Linked DNA regions of Homo sapiens: regions 1 and 3 are each linked to region 2. The links are chromatin contacts, found by Hi-C in ENCODE. All regions are on one chromosome and are shown on one strand. The core of a region is the stretch at or near the end of the contact, and the rest is flanking DNA. Distances in the headings are between cores, read along the strand shown. Region 1 overlaps RFTN1 (raftlin, lipid raft linker 1). Region 2 has its middle 28 kb from the start of SH3BP5. Region 3 holds the start of RFTN1 (raftlin, lipid raft linker 1).

Region 1 (4,161 bases), core at 611-3,110, 1.1 Mb before region 2:
CTCCATGGTATATCACACAATGGATCTGTAGAAAAGAATGAGAAAGCACTCTGTGTACTGCTATGAAATGGTCTCTTAAGAAAAGTATACTGTTTTGTTTTGTTTTTTTGCTTTTTGAGACGGAGTTTAGCTCTTGTTGCCCAGGCTGGAGTGCAGTGGCGCAATCTCGGCTCACTGCAACCTTCGCCTCCCAGGTTCAAGAGATTCTTCCGCCTCAGCCTCCCGAGTAGCTGGGATTACAGGCATGCACCACCACACCGGACTAATTTTTTATATTTTTAGCAGAGATGGGGTTTCATCATGTTGGCCAGGCTGGTCTCAAACTCCTGACCTCAAGTGATCCGCCTACCTTGGCCTCCCAAAGTGCGGGGATAACAGGCGTGAGCCACTGCCCCTGGCCGAAAAGTATACTGTTAATTGATAAAAATTGATTCTAAAAAGCTAGGTGTGTAATGTTATGCTGACATTTGTGTAGAAGAGGAGGGAAATATATAGACCTGTTCACTTTTGTATGAATTCTTTGATTGTTAATGCATATACACACAAAAAGATAATACTGATTTCCTCTAAGGAAATAAATGTAGGAGGTAGAGGATAGGGCTAGGATGTAGACTTTTCACTGAATACACATTTGTACCTTTTGACTTTTGAACGTTGTTTGCCCTTCTCAAAAATAAATAAATTAAAAATCCAAATTTTAAAATAATTCAATAGGTGAAAATATTCCTGGTTTTTATTTGTGTAATTCTAATGCTGAATTAAAGTGTGTTTTCAAATATTGGTTAGCCTTTTACACTTTTAAGGCAATTGCCTATTCATATATTTTTCCCGTTTAAAAATTATTTTGGGGTGGGGAGTGTTTTGCAAATTTAAGGAAATTAGCCCTTTGTCTTAAGGGTCACAGAAATTTTGTTCCAGTTTGTCTTTTGACTTTGTTTATGCTGCTTTTTGCCACCTAGTATTTTTATATTTGCTCAATGTATTTTTCTTCTTTTCCCTTCCCTTCTTCCTTTCTTTCTTTATTTCTGTGTGTTTTTTTTTAGAGGGTGGAAATGACTTTTTCATTGTGATCACTGATAAGACGACTCTAGATCTAAGACAGTCCATTATTATTTTATTTTATTTCATTTTTGAGACAGTGGCTTGCTCTGTTGCCCAGGCTAGAGTGCAGTGGCCCTATCATGGCTCACTGCAAACCTCCCCATTTCCAGCTCAAGCGATCTTCCCACCTCAGCCTCCTGAGTAGCCAGGACCACAAGCACTGGCTAATTTTGAGGGGGTTTTTTTGTTTTTGTTTGTTTGTTTGTTTGTTTGTTTGTTTGTTTAAGAGAGACCGAGTTTTACTATGTTGCCCAGGCTGGTCTCAAACTTCTCGGCTCAAGCGATCCATCTGCCTCGGCCTCTCAGAGTGCTGGGATTATAGGCCTGAGCCATCACGCCTGGCCGACATCCAATTATTAATGCCTTTGGGTGATTTGGAAAACGACAGGCTGCTTATAAAGTCTGTTTGAAGACAGTAAAAACTGGGACAAACTCATTTTAGCAGTGACCTAGAGGATCCTCCCCGAGGGCAAGGGAAGAGGGGTTTGGGCAGGGCTGAGTGGGCGTTGTGATGGGTCTTTGATGAGCCTCTCCTCTCTCCACTCCAGCGGAGCTCCCTGGGTCCTCAGCAGTGAGGCTGGCCTCCCTGCGTGACCTGCCCGCCCAGCTCCTGGAGCTGTACCAGCAGGGCTTCTCGCTGGCGGCCCTGCACCCCTTCGTGCAGCCCACCCATGAGCGGGAGAAGACGCCCCTGGAGCACATCTTTAGAGCCATCCTGATCAAGAAAACCGACAGGTAAGGCCTCCACGGGTGAATGGGTAGCATCCTGTTGCGGCTAAGTTATGCTCAATAGAGGAGGGGAAGTGAGAGGATGGGGTTGGGGGTTGAAATTTGCATGCTGTCCTCAGGGCCTCAGCCCTCAGACAGGTGAGGCAAACAGTTAGACAACCAGAGAGGTTTCTTTCCTAGCATCCTGCGATGAAAAACAAATGCATGTCCAACTGCAAGTAGAGAGTTCCATTTTACATTCTTTCCCTCTTTTAACTCACTGGATTAAACTCAGCTAGAAAAATGTCTCCTCAGAAGAAGCATATGCCCAGAATGATGTGGCTAGTAAAAGTGCAATACTTTTAAACTGAAAGGCATGACTGGAAAACAAATAATTTTGTTTAGAGGCTATAGACAAACTTAATGTCTTCCCGCAAAGTCTAGAAATACTTTAACATTTTGCGCCTACCATAAATTCTGTCAATCACTTGACAGTTAAAAAAATACAAAAAATAAACACCACCTAAATAAAATGCTATAATTGGTTTGGTCTTGATTTAGATTTTCAGGGCTTGGGGATGTTTTTCAGTTTGGCTTGCCCAGTTGAATGCTTATGCCTATATTTCAGTTGAGCCTAATTAAGAAAAGAGAAGTGGGGTTAGTCTTTCAAAAGGAACAATATTAATTTTTTTAAAAAAAAAAAACAGTGAGGATGGGATGGAGAGAGCAGTATGTTTTTCCTGCTTTCATAAAAATAAAAATTAAAATGAAGTCTGGGAAAGGAAATCAGATTTGTCTTTTGGCCAACTATCATAGAAGGAATGACAGCATGTGCCACATTTTAAAAAGGGAGTACAGAGCAGCTCCTCCTTGTTCTCTCCTTTTAAAGTCACTTTGCAGGTAGACAAAGCATTTGGCTGGTGTGCTCATAAGGGACAGCTGTGAGGCATGAGGTTGCGTGTCTAAGACTGACTCCTCTTTCCTTTCCTTTCCTTTATTTCTTCATGGTTGATCAAGCTCTGGGGCTCTTACTCTACATCAACACACATTACGTCAACACACATTAGAATTCAAAGTGAAAGGTGGTGCATGTTTTTGCTCGAACCCAGAATTCACACATGTTTTGGTAGGGCAAGACTTTTCTCAGTGTCTGCCTTTTATGTGTATTAGTTTGTCTTTCTCTCTCTCTCTCTTTTTTTTTTCTGTAGAAACAAGGTCTCGCTATGTTGCCTAGGCTGATCTTGAAATCCTGGCCTCAAGCGATCCTCCCACCTTGGCCTCCCAAACCACTGGGATTATGGGTGTGAGCCACTGAGCCTGGCTGCATATTGGTTTCTTTTCTTTTCTTTTTTATTTCCTTGAGATGGGGTCTCACTCTGTCACCCAGGCTGGAGCACAGTGGCATGATCTCAGCTCACTGCAACCTTTGCCTCTCAGGCTTAAGCCATCCTCCCACCTCAGCCTCCCAGGTAACTGGGACTACAGGTGCACGCCACCATGCCTGGCTAATTTTTTTATTTTGGGTAGAGACCGGGTTTCGCCATGTTGCCTAGACTGGTCTGGAACTTCTGGGCTCAAGAGAGTTTCCCACATAGGCCTCTCAAAGTGCTGGGATTAGAGGTGTGAGCCACCACGCCCAGTCCATTATTGGTTCCTTTAGGTTGATTGGCTGTTGATCATTATCTGGGTCAATCATGAGAAGATTGGGGGCCACAGTGGTTTTGAGTGACACTGACACATAGGATATGTATAATGACAGTAGCTTATATTTAGTGAGCACTCACTGTATGTGAGGCTTGATCATTATCATTTCATCTGTATCATATGGCTATGAAATAAGTGTCATCTTTGTTCCCATTTTAAAGGTGAGAAAACTGAGACACAAATGTTGAGTTGTCAAGGTCACACGGATGGCAGCAAGCAGAGTTCTGCCTTGCTCCCAGGAAGGCTGTCTCCCGTACCTGCATTCTTAATCCTGGCATGAAGCACGTGCTGAGTTCCTTTACCCACAATTCTTGTGGAGAACCACTTTAGGAAAAGAAAGTGGGGGAGGATATCTTTGATCTTCCATAAAGAAGTACTTTTATTACTCAACCTTTCCCCCATTTTACCCCTCAGTAGTCAGTAAGTAAATCAGAATTTCAGCAAGGAAACAAAACAGACAAATGAGTTGTATGGATTCTATAAGGCATCCACTGGGCTCCAGGGATTCTATTCTGCAGATTATCCGAGTGGCCTTAGTGTTTAAAGGAGACAAGTCCATTTGGGTCAGATCACTGGCACATCCTTCAGTGTGATCTGCCATAGGCGGTGACATGAGCTCAGGACTTGGCCTGAGCTTAACTCAAAAAG
Region 2 (3,771 bases), core at 1-2,500:
TCCAGCATTCTAGCCCTTGGATTAGAAAGGGCTAGAAAGCACTGGGATGTTCTTAAACACCACCTTTCTAGCCCTATGCCCTTGGTCAAATTAGTTTAAATGCTCGGTTTCTCCTCTGTAAAATGAGGACAGTAACAGCACTCATCTCACGTGGTTGTTGTGAGAATGAAATCAGTTACCGCATGTAAACCTTCAGCAGTGCCCTGCTCTCTGCCATGGCGTGTTTATGGAATGTTAATAGCATGAGGCGGGAGGCGGACAACCTCAGGCGAACCTGCTAGAGGGCACCCCCTTGTGTATGACTCTGATCACTGTGGTTTCTTTTCTCTGGGTCTGAGTCAGACACAGAGATTTCTGTTAAAAAGTAGCAATAGGAGGCTGGGCACAGCGGCTCACACCTGTAATCCCAGCACTTTGGGAGGCCAAGGCGGGCGGATCACCTGAGGTCAGGAGTTCAAGACCAACCTGGCCAACATGGAGAAACCCTGTCTCTACTAAAAATACAAAAATTAGTCAGGTGTGATGTCAGGCGTGTGGAATCTCAGCTACTCGGGAGGCTGAGGCAGGAGAATTGCTTGAACCTGGGAGGCGGAGGTTACAGTGAGCTAAGATCACGCCACCGCATTCCAGCCTAGGTGACAGAGTGAGATGCTGTTTCAAAAAAAAAAAGTCAAAGGATCCCTTTAAAGTCTATTCCTATCTAAAATTTTGTAGATGTCTTAGTTCGGTTAGCCCAAAAGTGGACCCTGAGGCAAAGGATTTTGGGCAAATCATCTATTTAAGAAATGATTCTAGGAGGCAGAGTAAGGAAGTGAGACAGGGAAGAGAGAAAAGCCACATAGGGCACATTGCCGAGCAGGATACCTCAGAGGACAACTGGGCCGCAGTCCTGTGAAGGCCCCTCTGAGAGACTGTGCAGCGGTGAGGAGGCTGGCGGGTGGACTCACCAGCTCCTAGCCCTCATCTGTTGAGGCTGTCCTGGGGTGTTACCTCCCAGCAATTCTGGCCAGTCCTGTGTGTGGGCTCAGAGGAGCCCTCAGGCATTGAAACACAGGCACGTGAGGGAAGAAGCCAGCAGGGACAGCAATTGTCTTCCAAAGCTGCATCTGACAGTGCACTGACACAGTTCGCTTCAGTGGGGGATGGCTGAGCTAAACACGGCTGTCAATAATAAGCAAAAGAGACATGAAACGTTAGTTTTGACTTAATTTGATTAAAAACGTAACTGAAAGAGGTTTGACCCCAGCCTGGGTCTTTCAACTTCTCCTTCCTCCCCATACCTACTAATCACAGTCTGACTTTCACCGGGTGATTCCTTTAGCAATTTATATGTGGTTTCATCTTTAAGGATGTGCTTATGAGAAGCTCCAGCCACCCACGCTTCAAAGTTCACATATGATTAATGGGTAAACTTTTCAGTGGTTTGAGGAAGGTAGTCAGAAGATACTCATTATTTTAGTATCTGCTCATTAGCAAGGAAAATTGGCTTCCTAAAGTGTTTCTGTCTTTTTTTTTTTCCTGTTATTTAAACAAATAGCATGACTTGTAATGCAAAATCTTAGGACCGTGGGATGTTAGATTCATCTGGTTAGAGTTCAGTATAAAGTAGAGCTGTAAGAGCTTGCATTTTGTTAAATAAATGAATGACTGTCTTGTTAAATTCCATAAAAAGCAGTTACCTCTGTTCAGTTTTCCAGGTGAGAGTGTGCATGCTGGTCAGCAAGTTTATGATCATTACTTTTAAAAACATTTTATGGTAAAGAAAATGAAATACAGAATGCCACATTTGTATCTACACTATGAGTACATAATGTATAAATTATGTAAGTTTATAGACAAGAACAGGAAGGTAAAATGAGGAAATGAGTACTTTTGCCAACACAGTCAATTTTCTTTTAAAAACAAGGAGGAAAGAGAGATGAGCAGTATCCTTAAAATCAATCCCAGTGTGACATGGAACTTTCAGGGTGTTTTTTATTAACCTTGGCAACTTTTCTAGGCTCAGATCAAGTTACTGAGGAATTTCCCCAGATTTTCTACCACTCATTTTTGTTTTCTCTAAAAGTAGGCTGAAAAATTGAGACTGCCAAGAAAAGCACAGTGCATAAGAATGAACCTCAAAAACAATATGCTAAAGTGAAAGAAGCCACAAAAGACCACATATTGTATGATCTAATTTATATGAAATTTCTAGAAAAGACAAAACTATAGATATAGAAAGCAGATCAGGAGTTACCTAGTGGTGGCTGAGAGCAGGGATAGAATACAAATGGCACAAGGAAAGTTTTTAGGGCAATGAAATTGTCTTAAACAGAAATGTGGTGATGGTTGCATGACAATAAATTTAGTAAAACTCACCAAACTGGATTTTATGATATATACATTATACAATAAATCTGTTTAAAAGAGAGACTGAGGCTGCGTGTGGTGGCTGACACCTGTAATCCCAGCACTTTGGGAGGCTGAGGCAGGCGGATCACTTGAGATTAGGAGTTTGAGACCAGCCTGGCCAACATGGTGAAACCCTATCTCTACTAAAATACAAAAATTAGCTGGGCATGGTGTTGTGTACCTGTAACCCCAGCTACTCAGGAGGCTGAGGCACGAGAATTGCTTGAACCAAGGAGGCGGAGGTTGCAGTGAGCTGAGATCACACCATTGCACTCCAGCCTGGTGACAGAGTGAGACTCCATCTAAAAAAAAAAAAAAAAAAGGGCCGAGCACGGTGACTCATGCCTGTAATCCCAGCACTTTGGGATTACAAAAAAAAAAATGGCCTCCTGATGTTTCTTCCAACAAATTGTCTTCCTGAGTACTTACTATATAGACAAATAGCAGCAGCACTGTCCAACAGAAATACAATGGGAGCCACAGATACACTTTTTTCTTTCCAGAGATGAGGTCTTGCTCTATTGCCCAGGCTGGAGTGCAGTGGTGTGATCATAGCTTACCATAACCTCAAACTCCTGGGCTTAAGGGGTCTTCCCACTTTAGCCTCCTAAGTAACTGGGACTCAGGTGCATGCCATCATGCCCCTAAATTTTTTATTTATTTTTATTTTGTAGAGACAGGGTCTTGCTGTGTTGCCCAGGCTGAAGTGCAGCTTGCACCATCATGGCTCATTGCAGTGTTGACCTCCCAGGATCAAGTGATCCTTCTGGCTCAGCCTCCCGAAGTGCTCATATTACAGGTGGCCACTGTGCCCAGCCAAAACAAATTTTTTTTAATTAAAAAAATTGTAGACCAGGTGTGTGGCTCACGCCTGTAATCTCAGCACTTTGGGAGGCTGAGGCAGGTGGATCACTTGAGGTCAGGAGTTTGAGACCAGCCTGGCCATTGTGGTGAAACCCCATCTCTACTAAAAATACAGATATTAGGCAGGTGTGGTGGCATGCGCCTGTAATCCCAGCACTTTGGGAGGCTGAGGCTTGAGGATCACTTGAGGCCAGGAATTCTGAGACCCACCTGGCCAATGTGGTGAAACCCTGTCTCTACCAAAAAATACAAAAATTAGCTGAGCGTGGTGGCATGCGCCTGTAGTCCCAGCTGCTCGAGAGGCTGAGGCAGGAGAATCACTTGAACTTGGAGGTTGCAGTGAGCTGAGATCGCGCCACTGCACTCCAGCCTGGGTGAGAGAGTGAGACTCTCTCAAAAAAAAAAAGAAAGAAAGAAAAAGAAAAAAAGAAACAAAGGTATCTGTTGAATTCTGTTCTGTAAATGCACACTCAACGCTGATCCTTACCTTTTTTAAGAATTAATTTTTCACGGCTG
Region 3 (3,769 bases), core at 611-3,110, 1.2 Mb before region 2:
AAGCAGGGAAAAAAGTCATTTAAGACATTTGCCCATGATTATTAGCACTCGGGAAAATATTGAGTGGAAGAAAATGGAAGCAATCAGAATAGCATATTAACCTCAAGCACTGGTGTCTTAAAAAAAAAAAGCACAAAAAACACAACGGTGTGCAAAAGTTTTATAGAGTGAAAATGATTTGCTTAAAAGAAATCAAGCACACTGCAACTAGGTTATGCTGCATTCCCCCACCCCCACCCTCCTTTTTCCTTTATCTTCTTTTAAATGCCTACCGGTTAACACCTATCAATTTTATTTTCTTTCTGTGGCCTAGTGACCAGCAAAGGATCAGAAAGATTTTGGATGGACCCTGACTTGCAGCAATTCAAGGCCTCGGGCAGATAGATAGCATGAAGACCCCTCCCTTTGGCTTCATAAATGGGTGTTCACAACCTCTGGTGATGCCCCTGAGCAAATGTCCCTGCGCACTACTGTCTGAACCTGGACTTACGTGGTCACCTGGTCTTATTTTCTTTCATGTGGCAAGCTCAAGTGTAGGGGGGAAATGGGGGACACTGGGGATAGTGGTGGTGAGTGTGACACCAGGAAAAGGTGGGGTGGAAAGGGAAAGGAGAAAAACAAATAAAAACAAAACAGTGGTGAGGGAGGGGGAGCAAAACAGAACTAGAAAGGCTATGGAAAGAGAAAATAAGGAAGAAAATCTCTGAGAAGCTGTGGTAACAGGAAGAGTCCCTGAAAACAAAATAGTGCTTCCTTACTTGCTGGAGGAGTGTTATTAGTGCCAGAAGGACCTCATCGAAACACTGCTGGGCCCCTAAACCAGCCCTCCACCCTGTGTGCTCCAGTGCTTAACTTTGCCCACACAGGGTCTTCTTTGCCCAATTAGAAAATGGAGATAATTAATTAAATTATCTCACCCTTCTTGTTCTAGCCCCCTTAAAATAATGATAATAGCTAAGTTATAGAGTGGTTGCTAAACACTTTACATATAATAACCCACGAAGAAGTGCCATGTGACAAATAGGCGCAGAGCAGTTAAGTCACTTACCCAAAGTCACACAGCCAGTAAGTACTAAAGCCAGGAATCCAACCCTGATTATTTGACTTTAAAGTTCCCCCTCTTAACCCCTACACTGTAATTCTGCTTGGTTTAGTTTTACGAAGAAAATATTTTCTAATGGCTCCTTGCCTCACATCTTCACTTTACTAATGCAGCCTGGTTTACTAGTGCTTCACTCTTTATATAATTTTCTCCCTGGGTGCCTCAAGTTGCCACGCAAGGTGATTCTCCAGATCTTCTCAAACCTCTGGACATCTTAAGTAGGTAGACCAAGGGATGGCAACGGAGACAGTGGCATTACCCTTCCCTGAAGCACTAACTCGCAAGAGAGAATTTCAGCAGCACCTGAGATGTTTAGGGATGCTCCCACCTGTGGAATGGGGTCGAGAAATGGTCCTCTCTCAAGTCGGCCCCAACCCCACCCCCAGCCATCAGCACCTTGATGGCAGTCGCCCTTTCAGCATCCTGGCTCAAATCTTGAAGGATCCTTGTCTCCCAGGCGCTCTTCCTGACAGCACACAACCTTGATTAGGAGGGGCTGGGAGGGAGGATCGATGAGCCCCTGACCCCTGGGTTCTGAGGCTGCCAGGGTCGCTTGCAGCTCGGCCGCGTGGAGGTGACCGGGCGGAACTCCGAGGGGGCGCGGGGAGAGCTGGGCGGGCCCACCGCTCCAGCGGCTGCTGTCAGGGGCCGCGAGGCTTTCCCTGAAGATGCAGCGTAGCATATTTTGCACATGAGTTCAGAGGAAGAGGAAGTGTAGCCGGCGGACGCGCGGCGGCGGCGGCGGGGGCGCGTCGGGGCTGGAGCCGGAGCGCGCCGGGCGCTGGGCGCAGCGAGCGAGAGCGCGGCGGCCGCGGGCTCCGGCGAGGGACAGACGCACCGATCGCCGGAGGGACAGACACACGACCACGCGGCGCCACCGCCCACGCCTCCACCCACCGGCGCCCAAGTCCTCCCCGCGCCGCCTCCTCTGTATGGCACAAACTTTCCTCCCGGGACGGAACACGCTGCCTCAGGGAGCCCGCGACCGCGCCTTCTCCTCCGCCGGTCCCATACGGTAGGCGGCGGGGGGGGCGCGACAGGGCTTGGGGTGTCGACCGGCACAGGCCCCTCCGTTTGGCCCCATGGACCGGGTCTCTGGCGGGTAGTGGGAACCGCGCGTGGCGCCTCCCTGCAGGTTGCTCTTTGCCGGGGCTCCGGAGCTGCCAGAGCAGCACCCCCTGGCCCGCGTCGGATGGGGACCTGGGCTGATCCTTGGGACGCCTGGATCTTGGGCCAACTTTTTTTTGCGGGGAACGGGTGTAGGGGAGTCATTCCTGGAGCGATGTAGGGAGAGGCACTTCGGAGCAGCCTGTTGGGGGTCGTAGGCTCTGCAGGCTCAGAAGCGCCTAGGAAGGACGCAGAGGTGGGGGAGCTTGGAGGCTACAGGTGGGTCCAGGACACACTGCCGCTGGGGTCCTCGGAAAAGAACAGGAGGGAGCTGGTCGCGGAGTCCAGGTTTCCGGGGTGCGCGCGGCCTGGGTGGGGCAGGGTGGAGGCGGTGCCTGACTGCCCCTCTGCGTGTGCCCTGGGAGGTGGGTTTGCTCTGGGGACAGAGGTGCTGGACGTGTAGGAGCAGACATGCCGCGCGCTCCGAGGAAGCGCCGGAACCACCAGAAGCACAGGGACGCGGGTGCCGAGAGTCCCCAGCACTGAAAACGGGGATCTCCTCTTCTGTAAGGGATTTTCTTCCCTTGTCTTAACCCACTTCTCTAGACTCAAGGGACGCCAGGATGGATATGGGTCTGGGCGAGGAGGAGGTGGTTGTGTATTTCGGGAAGCCCCGTTGTCAGGCACGCGCACCCCAGTCCTAGGCCAGGGCTGGTGCCCTTCACCTCCGGTGTCGCTGCCTTTGGCAGCAAGAACCGCGTGGAGGCCAAGGTTGTAGAACCAGGCACGCTCCCTGCTGTCTGTCTGTGACTCTGTGCTTGCCCTCAGCTGCCCTGTGTGGTTATGGGTGATCCCTAGGGACGCTGGGTGGTGTCAGTGAGTTTCTTCGGGGGCTTAAAACAAACAAACAAGAAGTACTTTTTTAAAAAAAAAGTCTGGCTCAATCTCTGTCAGTGGTCACCCCAGTTTCCAGCAACTCATGTGCTGGAACCCTTGTAGTCGGTACAGCTGTTTCAGGAGCTGGGCGCTCAACTAGACTAGGCATCTTCCAACCCCTGCCATCGTGTGTCATCTCAGGATAAGTTAAGGCCTTGCCAGGAAGGAAGCCGGGTGTAATGTGAGCGACCTCTGGGCCTGTGGGTAGGGCCTCTCTGCTGCCGGGATTCCTAATTTGTATCTCTGAACAGCTGAATCCCAACGAAGTTCAAGTGACCCCAGATGTCACCAAACCCCAGAGAGGGGTTACGAAGCAAGCTGTTTGGGACTCTTTGGTGCGTGTGTGCTAACCTCAGTGAAATCACTCTAACCTCAGACTGAGCTCTGCATCCTCTTTTGCCTTCAGTGGGGTTTCTGGCCCGCCTGAGTGATTCAAAGCCCCAGAGCTGGCACGTCATCCTCTGGCTGCATTTGTATATCAAGTCACTGGGTTGGTTTTTCTTTGTTTGCTTTTTGGCTGTATGGACATGGGGCAAATGGAAGTGGAGTGTTGTGCAGTTAGCTAGTAGATTTGGTACAGGAATTGAAAGATAATAAATTGGGAATACAAGTCAGTGAGTTCTT

The links. A loop is a pair of places that touch in the nucleus more often than their neighbours do. Pooled maps may share reads with other maps.
Region 1: a loop to region 2 is called in a map with no recorded cell type, with 6 times the contacts of the local background. The contact joins two enhancer-like sites. A Hi-C loop is called at or near these places in 2 of 37 single-sample maps with no recorded cell type and 3 of 50 pooled maps.
Region 3: a map of GM12878 shows a loop between it and region 2 (8-fold over the local background). The contact joins the promoter of RFTN1 here to the enhancer-like site in region 2. A Hi-C loop is called at or near these places in 1 of 168 maps with a recorded cell type or tissue (GM12878), 12 of 37 single-sample maps with no recorded cell type and 11 of 50 pooled maps.

Annotation. Positions count from the first base shown.
Region 1 is chr3:16,431,526-16,435,686 of GRCh38, reverse strand. RFTN1 (raftlin, lipid raft linker 1) reads left to right here. Exons shown (of 10, transcript NM_015150.2): 3 at 1,650-1,836. Among named protein-coding and RNA genes, the nearest start is that of RFTN1, 80 kb to the left of the region's middle. RefSeq lists a silencer at 1,833-1,962. Within about 2 kb of position 1,860, at least 3 of the 41 ENCODE cell types and tissues checked have a DNase peak (open chromatin) inside an H3K27ac peak, as active enhancers do.
Region 2 is chr3:15,359,195-15,362,965 of GRCh38, reverse strand. No RefSeq gene overlaps it. Among named protein-coding and RNA genes, the nearest start is that of SH3BP5, 28 kb to the right of the region's middle. RefSeq lists a silencer at 387-446. Within about 2 kb of position 1,250, at least 11 of the 41 ENCODE cell types and tissues checked have a DNase peak (open chromatin) inside an H3K27ac peak, as active enhancers do; they include GM12878, where a contact is called at or near this core.
Region 3 is chr3:16,511,790-16,515,558 of GRCh38, reverse strand. RFTN1 (raftlin, lipid raft linker 1) reads left to right here and starts at 1,860. Exons shown (of 10, transcript NM_015150.2): 1 at 1,860-2,117. RefSeq lists silencers at 302-477, 1,631-1,700, 1,731-2,090 and enhancers at 2,381-2,460, 3,011-3,420.